Linked DNA regions of Mus musculus: region 2 is linked to region 1. Evidence: chromatin loops called from intact Hi-C (ENCODE). Cell type or tissue: heart. All regions are shown on one strand. Links, peaks and the distances in the headings refer to the core of each region. The heading gives the core; the rest is flanking DNA. Region 1 overlaps Kalrn (kalirin, RhoGEF kinase). Region 2 overlaps Kalrn (kalirin, RhoGEF kinase).

The links. Peaks named below come from ENCODE experiments on the same cell type or tissue, not always from the same donor. Only the 100,000 strongest peaks of a DNase experiment are listed, where the experiment ranks them.
Region 2: a loop joins it to region 1, with 2.3 times the contacts of the local background. A loop is called at or near these places in 7 of 42 quality-filtered maps.

Annotation. Positions count from the first base shown.
Region 1 is chr16:34,037,515-34,042,889 of GRCm38, forward strand. It overlaps Kalrn (kalirin, RhoGEF kinase), which reads right to left. Exons shown (of 60, transcript NM_177357.3): 38 at 2,365-2,495. Among named protein-coding and RNA genes, the nearest start is that of Umps, 73 kb to the left of the region's middle. In heart, for the core only: a CTCF peak has its summit at 3,005; no DNase peak of the experiment used is centred there; H3K27ac peaks cover 1,143 bases.
Region 2 is chr16:34,092,353-34,097,727 of GRCm38, forward strand. All of the region lies in intron 34 of Kalrn (kalirin, RhoGEF kinase), which reads right to left. Among named protein-coding and RNA genes, the nearest start is that of Gm41448, 25 kb to the right of the region's middle. In heart, for the core only: a CTCF peak has its summit at 2,160; DNase peaks (open chromatin) are centred at 2,189 and 3,719; H3K4me3 peaks cover 2,729 bases; H3K27ac peaks cover 2,772 bases.

The DNA of each region.
Region 1 (5,375 bases), core at 103-5,102:
TTGTTGTTGTTATAATAAAATACTTGAGGAAAGCAACTGAAGAAGTAAGGAAGGATTTCTTTTGGCTCTGGTTTAAGGTGTTTAAGGGGGTAAGCTCTACCCCGATGGGGAGGACACAGTGTCTGGGGGTGAGCTGGTCACATTGTATCCATATAGATGAACCCTGGCGTTCAGCTCAGATTCTCCTTTGTTCTTTTTTATTTAGTATAGAACCCTATCCCCTGGGAGGGTGTTGTGCACACTCAGGGTCAGTCTTCTAGAAACATCTTCACAGGCATGCCCAGAGTAGTGTCTCCAGGGGATGTTCATCTAGTCAAGCACCAGTGAAGATTCGCTATCTCACACCTGCCGTCTTTCACACTGGTAGGGGATGGGTGGCCTTTGGGAGCTTTGGTGCTGGGTGTGCCACTGTGAAGACACTGTGGATTCTTACCTCTTCCTGCTCTTTGTGCAAGGCCAGAACCATTTCAAGCTGCAGCTTTGCTCTCGGCCTTACCCATGCGCAATCTTCTTCATTCTGCTCTATTTCTCTCTTCTCCAGATTCCAACCTACTACTTAACTTATTTTCTTTGTCTGATTTCTCCCAGTAGAACATAAATGTGCCACGCGTGAAGGCTTTCTGCTGTTGCTATTGTGTGTCTGACTCATTGATCTGTCCCACTGGTGGGGCAGATGATGTGCTTAACAAGGGTCTGGTGAGTGACTGACGAGTGGCAAGTCCCCTCTCAGCATCTTCCTCCTTCTATACAAACGATACCTGTTTGCATCCTCTCTCCATGTGGCTCTCATGTGACTCCTTGGTGACCTCCTCCCGTGCCCTGATGGAGCCTTCAGTGTCTGCACTCTGCTCTAGCCTCTCACGGTATTTATACCTGAGCACCATGTATCTGCTCTTTCCTGTTGGCCGTGGGGTCCAGCAGGTTAGAGCGAGGGCATCAACAGTCAGAGACATTCAGCAGGTCAGTTTTCAAGAGCATTCAGGATATGGAAAATGGAGGGTGAGCTGAGAGAGGAGATGGTACAGTGGGCTGAGAGAGCAACAACCATGTCTGTCTTGTTATCACAAAGTCGAACAATATCTCACTTGGATAATGACACGTGCTCTTAAGGCTCACTCAGAGTGACAATCGGAGGGAATGGCTTTTCCAAGGACCACATGTCACTTCAAAGGTCACTTTGCTTCATCTTGACCAAGGAATAGGAACGAGTTCTGACCACTCCCCACCCCCACCACTGTAACAACCTTGGGAGCAGCTGGGGAAGGAAGGGCACGTGCTCTGCAAGGCTCCGGAAGCTTCACTTAGGAGATGACAGCTCATTTAGATAATTCTTGGGGGTCCTTCTGACCCTCAAAAAGTTCTGGGGGTAAACACAGGTATTAGTTTACATGACATACTCCTCTCCAGCACATGGTGACAGCCCTGCTTTGATAGCAGGCTCTTGCTATGAGCTACCACTTTTGCTTCTAAGGAGACAAAACTCTAAATGTTTACTTTGTCTATTTGCCAGCATGAAAGAACTTGGCTTATTTGATTCACTTATTTCTGCTCATTTTTAAGTTTGTGGCCTAGATAAGGGAGGCATGGATGTAAAGGAGAAAGGAAGACAGAGACTAAGACGGGACCCATAACACCTGCCTAGCCCTGTCTGCCTGCTACTCACACACCGAGTTACTGGCAGCTTGCTTCCAGAGGACTGGATCGGCCCCAAAGGAGAAAACTTAAGTTCTGAAGAGGTATGGTTGTCTCTGCTTCGCTGATGTCTAGTACAGTCTTCATATCTCAAATACCAGGAGACTGACTTTGCATCAAGGTAGAGAACTCAAACCTTCCACAGCATGTGGGGTTTTGTGAGATGTGAATGGGATCTTACCACTAGACATTCATAGTGAGAGGAGGTTCTTGCACAACGAAATCTACAAATAGATGTGAAATGAAAGACCAGGGAGAAGGAGCAGAAGTGTGCCTTGCCTGGCAGCAGAGCCTCTCCTGTGCTTCTCTTGCCAGCATCTGAGGAGCTCCTCCTCAGATATCTCCACTAGACTTCTGCCACAGTTAGGGACTCTGTCGCTGCATACCCACTGGACTCATCTGCGTTCTCTAAATTCCATTATTTTCATTTTTAAAAGCATGTTTTACAGTTGTATTAATCTTGGCTATAGTCACATTTTTGTCAATAACAACAATCTCACAGAATATTCCCCGAGCCCAAGCTTCCTTAAGGCAGTGCCAAAATGTTGTTCTGTATAGATATGGGCCATCTTCACTTAAAAAGGATGAGAGTAGTTAGACAGGCAGCACGGGCCTGTCTAATTTCCTCCTCGAAATTGCCCAGCACACACATGTACCAGGTGGGCCACTTACATCCTGCCTCTCAGCGCCTTGGCTTTCTGTTCTTCTTCCAGGTTTCTAGGAGGTGTGGGAGGGGTCATCCCCTCATTCAGGCAGCCTGTAGGGTCCTTCAAGCTCCCCCGGTAAGAGCCTCCTTCCAGAGTCTAAAAAGAGAAGAATAAATAGTCTGAGAGTGAGAACTGGAAAGTTCTTTACAAGCCCTGTGTCTCCCCAGCCTGGCCACAGGCAATAGGAAGGCCAGCAGCCAAGGCTGTGCTCTCTGAACTACAGTGAAGCATCAGGAGATCAGAGACTTCCTCCTCCTTGCAGCAGGTTGCTGCCATCCACAATCAGGGATGACACTACTTGTCATGTGATCAGGACACATCAGGAACCCGTGTGATCAGGGCACACTAGGCATCCATGTGCCACCAACTGCCCAGACATAATGAAATTGTCACGGCGATTTATCTCTGGGTGAGGCTCCAGCAGGAAAGCTAACCACTACGGTTCTATACCAAATAAGGTGTTGTTGGGAAGGAAAACGGGTCATAGGACTACTTCATGCAAATTGGAAAGCGAAGGAAAGTGACAGAGGTAGGTGGTGGAAACCATACTTTGTTAGGGTAACTGCAATTCTTGGAAGAAGACAATGAGATGTAGTCGGAAAAACAGCCAACAGATGGAGCCTGTTCTAAAAACATCTTTGTTAATGTTGCCAAGAGCTTTCTTTCATTAATCCTCATTCCTGTTAATTAAGGTGGTACATAAGGTGCTTACTTGTTTGAGAAAAAAAAAGGTAAGTGGATTAATCCAGTATCTAGAAGCAGCCGAGAAAAGGAACCTGAGGGCTAAGCCCAGATCTGAAGAACACAGGGTTCTCTTGTAGGAGACACGAAACTGTCCCGTGTGTCCCTGGGTTTTCAGATCAGATCCTCCCTTTTAGCAAATTTCTAAAGGACAGAGATGATGCTTGTACAAACCCCAGGAAAGGCTAAGAGTGCTCCCCAGTGGTTAGTTCTCTCTGTCACTGGTACTGGTAACAGTAACATATTCAAGTTGTAACATACTCAAGTTGTAACTGGTAGCGTAATATCCTCTTTGGGGCCAAACTAACATTTTAATGTCCTAAGTTGATTTGCTTAATGCTTATGTTTAGGATACTGGATAGGTCTTTGAAGAGTTTTTAATTTTAATTTTTTGGCAGTCTCATACATATATGCAATGAACTTTAGCTCTTTTGTTTTTCCCCTATTACTACCCTGTCCTATCCCCACCCCTTTTTCACCTGAAACCCTTCTTTCCTAACAAGGTGCCTCCTACTTTCGTCTCTGTGTGTAATAAATAAATAAATAAATAAATAAATAAATAAATAAATAAGGCTACTTCCTGGGTGGGAGGTTACTTACTTGAGCGTGCCCAACTTATCAGTGGACTTATCAGTGGCTACACCACTGAAGAAAGTGACATCTCGGGCTGGAGAGATGACTCAGCGGTTAAGAGCACTGACTGCTCTTCTGAAGGTCCTGAGTTCAAATCCCAGAAACCACATGGTGGCTCACAACCACCCTTAACGAGATCTGATGCCCTCTTCTGGAGTGTCTGAAGACAGCTATAGTATACTTACATATAATAAATAAATAGGTCTTTAAAAAAATTTATTAAAAAAAAAAAAAAGAAAGAAAGAAAGTAACATCTCCCCTGTGAAACTGTTAATAGTCCTCAGGGAGGGAGGTTCCTGAGCCCTTCCTTGTTTCATGATGAAATGTTGCTGGGTCCAATCTTAGATAGGTCTTGTCAGATAACCATAGCTGCTTTGAGTTCATGGGTGCAAGAGCCATGAAACAATGGAAGCCCAAGAGATGATGTTCTGCAACATTGTATCCCATCTTCCAACCCTTGCATTCTTTCTAACCCCTCATTGGTTGTGTTCCCTGAGCCTGAGAGTGGGGCTGTATGCAATGTAAGTGCCCTGAGGATCAGCGGAAGCTACAAGGGAAACAACAGAGATCAAGGTCAAGGCAGACATCCAAGGTCAAGGCGGGCATCCATAACACAAGCATGAAAGGCAAATGTCAACTACCCAAGGTGCCTGACCATGCCGGCCTCTGTGGTTTCTAGAAAGAAAGGCTTCGTTTAGTAGTCTTTGAAAACTTTAGTTCTAAGACACAAGACACCAAGTTCTAATAGTGCCGATCATCGAGGCGGTAGAGCAAAAGGCTGTGGCCTGGTCTTAAACAGTCTGCGCTTGAGAATATCCATCACTGACTCTCTTAGCTGCTACATTTCAACAGAAGCCAAACAGAGGCAGGAAGGAACATTCCAGGGAAATAAATGAAAGCAAATGTGGTACCCAAGAGGAGAAATGAAAGAGAATATTAAAGCCTTATATATTGTCGAACGGTGACATCAGCCTTCTCCCCCACTCCCTAAACTGAGCAACAGTGTCAAGGGTCAAACAGGGATCTGTTGCCAACACTAGAATTAAACGCACAGACAGCATCTTCCAGCTTGAGAGAGACAACTGCTTTCCACTTGACGTAAAGGTGTTTACAGAACACGTAATCAACCATGGAAACTGTTATATCCAGAGCAGCAGTATAGGCTAAAAATAAAGAAAGGTCGAGGAGGGTTTAGCTACATTTATAGATACAGGATCTGTAACCTGTTATTAAGGAAATTAGAATGTCGGGTGCTGAGGCTGGACAAGCCAGTGGACAGGCAGCTTCCCAGCGCATGTCCCTTGGTGCCATCACCAGAGACAGGCTCCGGGACAGATGGACCTAGCTGGGGATGGATATGATTAGTACCTTTAACTCCCCATCTTCCTCACTGTCCTGGTGTGGCCTTTATTCTGTGGCCTGTAGGCTGGTGGGAAGGTGAGTGCCAGGCTCAGTGAGCAGGCCTACACCACTGCCTCCAGGGTGTGTGGCACAATCAGCTTGGCATGGGCCAATCAGTCCACAGGGTAAAGGGCCTCTGAGGAGCCCAATGTGTCACACAGGAGGATCTGCAGTTCCCTCTTGACTTTGTATGAACAAAGA
Region 2 (5,375 bases), core at 61-5,060, 55 kb after region 1:
TAAGATAAATATAGACGAGGATGCCTTTGGATACCCTGCGACTCCCCAGAAACTGATCTACACCCTCGGATGTCAGAGCCCAGCAGGAACTACGTGCCCTGTGCTGAAAGGACCATGGAAGGGTCACCCAGCACCTCATGAATGCATTCATCCTGGCTATGTCACCACCACTCTCCCCTCTTCGATGCTCAGCCTGCTGACGTGTCTCAGTGTGAGTAGAAAGAGATGACAGCATTGGGTTTCAAATACAAGGACGTGGATACTGTAATATACACATGCAAACAAGACCCTGCACATGACAAGAAGGATGGATGGTGGTGAGATAAGGCTTGCCAGAAGGGATACTTGTCCACAGAGCCAAAGCTACAAGCTGACTGGAAAATGGAGCGTCCTAAAATGGCTTCCTTCTAGAAGAATCTCTGTGAAATAGCCCTGGCTGTCCTGGAACTCAGTCCGTAGACCAGGCTGGTCTTGAGCTCAGAGGTCTGCCTGCCTCTGCCTCTCAAATGCTGGAATTGAAGCCATGCACCACCACCGCCCAGGTTTAATATTTATTTATCGTAGTGGTGGGTGGGTACGTAACACAGCTTGCATGTGAAGGTCAGAGGAGAACTCGGAAAGAATCGGTCTTCTCCTTCCACTATGTAGGATCCAGGGATCAAACTCAGGCTGCCAGGCTTGGCAGCAAGCACCTTTACTCACTGAGCCATCTTGCCAGCCCAGATATCTTTTGTCTTTTTTTTTTTTTAACTTTAAGCTAACTGAAGAATTCTTTTAAACTGACCCACTTCTTCAGGCTTTAAGGAGAGTTTGGCTAGCCACAGCAGTGCTGAATACCCTCACAGCGTGTGACACACTGATGATTTATGGCCCTGCAGGCACACACAGGCTGGCATTTATTTCTTTTCTTTCTGTTTATGGCATTATTTCACTTTTGTTTGTTTTCACTTTCAAAAGGGCAGCTGCAAATGTCTCATTTCCCCTCCTCACCTTATCTCTATTTCCCCTTGTAAGGAAAGGGGTAGACCTCTGATTATTTTCCTTTAACACTGGACGTCTAGGTAGGAAGGAGGGCTCATCTCTCATCAAATCTTTGTAATATTCCTGTACTCAACAGAACCAAAATATAAACGAGCGAGTGAAGAAGGGGAAACCCTACTTTTCCACATCAAAAGACAAAGCCCAACTAAGTGAGGGCACGCTTCGCTCAAACGTGAAATCTACAGGCCACATACGGGTATTTACTGAACACCAGCTTTTTCCCTAGTGACACCAACTACGATCACAAAGGTTTGCCCAGAGAAATTCAGTAAGGTGCCCTAAGCTTCAAGCAAAAACCTAGCACTTTCCACTTCACCATCTCTTTTACCTTGTGCTCCTGGTTTTGAGCCCCACATATTCTGAATGATGGTAACCAGGTTGCCAAAGCCCATTGACCTAGGAAACCCCAGCTATAGGCTCTGACCCATGAGGTTCAGAGGCAGCAAGAGAGCAAATTCTCTCAGCAGCCAGGAAAGAGACAAAATTGATGAGTTGTCTGATTTAAAAAGGGAAGTAGGGAGACTGCCTTTCAATGGTAGGTCTGTAAGACCTGAGAAACTGGTTCCAATGAGTAGGCAGGCTGATAATTCCTGCTGGTGAACACCCTCCGCTGGAACCTCTCCTTGAGTCCTTTCCTTCTGCAGTCAGCATCTTCCCACAAAGTTCTGGGCTCCAGGCAATGCGATGCAGACAGCTTCAATGAGGACCTTATCTTCTCTGTGGGCCGCTGAATTGATGCCCTGGGGCTGAGTGGAGACTCCCATCTCTCTTTTCAGAGGGAGTGCAGAGATGTGTAAAGCTCCGCAGATGCTATCTTGCTCTGCCCAGCCCCTACAACTGAGGTCAGAGCTCAGTTTCCATTCTCACACCTTTGAAATCTAGTTAAGAGTAAGGAGTGGAAGCCTGAAGGAGCAGGCGGGCAGCTTTGTTCGCTGCTTTCATTGCCTCTCACAACTCCGATCCGGATCCGCGGTCTATGGCAGCGGCAGCGCCAGCTAACTCCAGCAACATCCCCTTTCCCACGCCCCCCTCCTAGCCACAAAAGCGGCAGGTCCCAGCATTCCACTACTCAGCGATGGAGAGCCAGGGCGATTCACAAAACAGTACTGCCCCATGCGGATCCAAGAAGGCTAGCTGCAAATGACATAACCACCGCCCAAACCCCACCACCACACTCCTCTTTGACAGGAAACGGACTCCCAAGAAATCCTGCCTGGAAACCCTTCACCCTGATGCAGGCTGCAGAGACTTGAGAGCAAACCTATCCACTCAGACCCCGCTGGCTGCTTCCGGCTTCCTCTCCTCCGTAACACTCCCTCCCTTCAGTTCCCAGCCGCAGTTTTGTTTCTAGTTTCTAAACGGTCCCTGCCCACTCCGACCCCCCCCCCCCCAAAGCAGCGATTGGAGCAGGATACAGCTCCCTTTCAGGCTCGAATTAATGAAGACACAGAGAGAATCTGTTGCTGGGATTATGAGCCTTAATGACATGGAAGAAGGTCCTTGGGATTTCATTAGTCTCTGTAGCCACACATCTGTTTGGGGCTGGGAATTTGTCAAGCTTGGAAGGATGGATCACTGGGTACCTTCATGTAAAGGTGGTATGGGTGCTGCTAAGATCACGAGACTTAGACGGAGGCTCTGTAAATAGGGCGGGAGGCTAATAAGTGAAGAAAATAATTTGGGGGGGGGCATGGTCTTTGTCTGTAACCATATAAACATTTTTTCCCCTGCCTACCCAGCTGAAATGGTAAAGTGACATGAACAGCTTGGGGTCTCACTTTTTTCTCTTTTTTCTGCTCTCTCTCTCTCTCCCTCCCCCTCCCCCCTCTTGACGCTTCACAACCCATAACCCTCCCTCTAAGATCCTTCTCACCCTGTTTTGCAAACTGCATTGGGGAAACTGGTTGCTTCCTGCCAGTCTCTTCAATGACATTAAAATTAGCAGAATAATTACAGTTCTAATTAGGTCCACAAAAGAGTTCTTGGTTAATTAATGAGCCAACGTCTGGCCCAAAGCTGTAAATCCACGTTGGTCTGTGAATGCCCAGGCAGAGAAAAGTCATCTCCAGCCCCAGAAGAAAATTGTTACTTAGGAAAAACAGTGTCAAAGACATTCCTGCAGCCAGGAGCCAGTTAATCTCGAAGCCGAGATCCATATGTAAATGAGCAATGAATTGTGCTTCTTTCACCAAGTCCCTCTTCTTACTCTACATCCGCATCCCCGGAGTACAAACTCGCTGGGAAGTAACCGCGCGTACCCAAACTGCAACTCGGCATCCCCTAGCGCGAGAGCGATCTCCTGCCTGGGAAACTGAGCCCAAGGTGGTTCACAGCACACCCTCTCCAGAGCCCTCACCCCGTTCCCTTCTCAGTCCCGCCAGCCTGGTTAAAATGCCACTCACCTCTACAAGGGAAGCAACAGCAGCACTTAGCAAAGAGCCAGCCCAAAGAGGGACCTCGGGTGTAAGCCTGATCGCCACCCTTCATGCTGCAGCGCGCTCCCAGTGCTCCGGCATGGCACGAACGCCGGCCGGGGTGAGAGCGCGGCGGTAGGAAACTTCAGTGCCACCCGCCAGCCAGGTCCTGTTCCCGCCTGCCGTCCTCCTCCCGCACCCCGGCGGTGCTGGAACTTACAGGGAGTTGGGCCACCTTAGGCAGGAGGGAGGGGCCAGGCGGCAAGGGAGGGACTAAGGGGGCGGAGTTCCAAGGTCCAGCTGTTGGTTGGGGACACAGTCGGCAGCGTCCCTGAGCCTTATGAAACAGGCAAACACGCCTGTGTGGTTGTGGGTATCCAGGAGGTACTGAGAGCGCAGTCCCCCGCCGCAAAACAGATACTTAGGTGAGACTTCTAAAGGCCACCCTAATCAGCTTTAGCTTCTAACACAGTGCTAGATGAGGCCAAAGAGGGGTAGAAGACTCAAAAACAATACTTAGTCCCTATCAGATTCCCCTCATCTCCTCTCATTAAAAAACCCCTTATCTTTTTCCTTTCTTTTAATGCTTACAACTAATAATGACAGAGATCCCTCACTTCCTTATCGGCTCCCCTACTAAAATGATGTGCAAAAACTTTCTGGGTTTGGCATAATAAGAACTACAGTTCAAATCTCACTTTTGCCACTGGCTAACTGTCTGACCTTAGGCTAGATAATTTGCTTTTTGCCAACTTCAGTGTTCTCTTTAAAATAAAACGAAAACAGATGGGTGTGGTAGTACGTGACCAGGGAGGCTGAGGCTGGAGGTTCAGGAGCTAAGATGTGCCAGGGCTGTATAGCAAGACCCTGCTGGGAATTTATAAAAAGACACTCACAGAGGTGATGTTTAATGGTCCTGGTGAGTGAATGCCTGCAGACAAAATTCAAGCACCACCTACCTACTGAGGAGGGCTCCCACTATCTCCTCCCTACTATAATCCATGAATTTATCACTCTTTTTTTCTTCATCCCTGTACTTTTCTTCTTATGTCTTTCTCATGGTTCAAGGCCAAGCTTAGTGTTTACCAGCATCCTTGAAGTTCAACAGCATCAGCCGGACCATGAGTCACTGATCACATCGCTCATAGCCTATTGCTCCCACTAGTTCTTGCCCAGCTTTAGGGGAAAGGGCTTGTGGGAAGGATGAAGCATTCGTAAAGCAGGTCCATTCCTCAGGGGAAAAGGAGCTGTGGACTAGAGATATGGCTCAGGAGTCGAGGGTTGGTCTAGCATGTATAAAGGCCTGGGTTTAGGAGTTAGCACTGCAGCTGGGCGTGGTGGCTCACATCTTTAATACCTGCACTAGGAAGGAAGAGGCAAGTGGATCTCTGTGTGTTCAAGGCCAGCCTGGTCTACATAATAAGGTCCAGGACAACCAGAACTACATAGTGAGACCCTGTCTGGAAAAACAAACAAAACAAAACAAACAAAACAAAGCCGAACACAAAAGTTAACCCTGCCGGGCGTGGTCGAGCACGCCTTTAATCCCAGCACTCGGGAGGCAGAGGCAGGCGGATTTCTGAGTTCGAGGCCAGCCTGGTCTACAAAGTGAGTTCCAGGACAGCCAGGGCTATACAGAGAAACCCTGTCTCGAAAAACCAAAAAAAAAAAAAAAAAAAAAAAAAAAAAAAAAAAAAAGTTAACCCTGGGAAAAGGGAAGAAAGAAGAGAAACAAAGAAAAGGTGGCAGCTGGGGAACGTTGATGAGAAGAATAAAATCTAGACGTTTGATCATCCAGGGAAACAATTTTTCCCCCCGAAAAGGAAGACAGGTGAGGGACAGGCTCTTAGGAGTTACCAGGGTGTGGGGCTTCCAGTGTGAACCACACTCAGACCTAACTCGGGTGCTAAGATCAATATT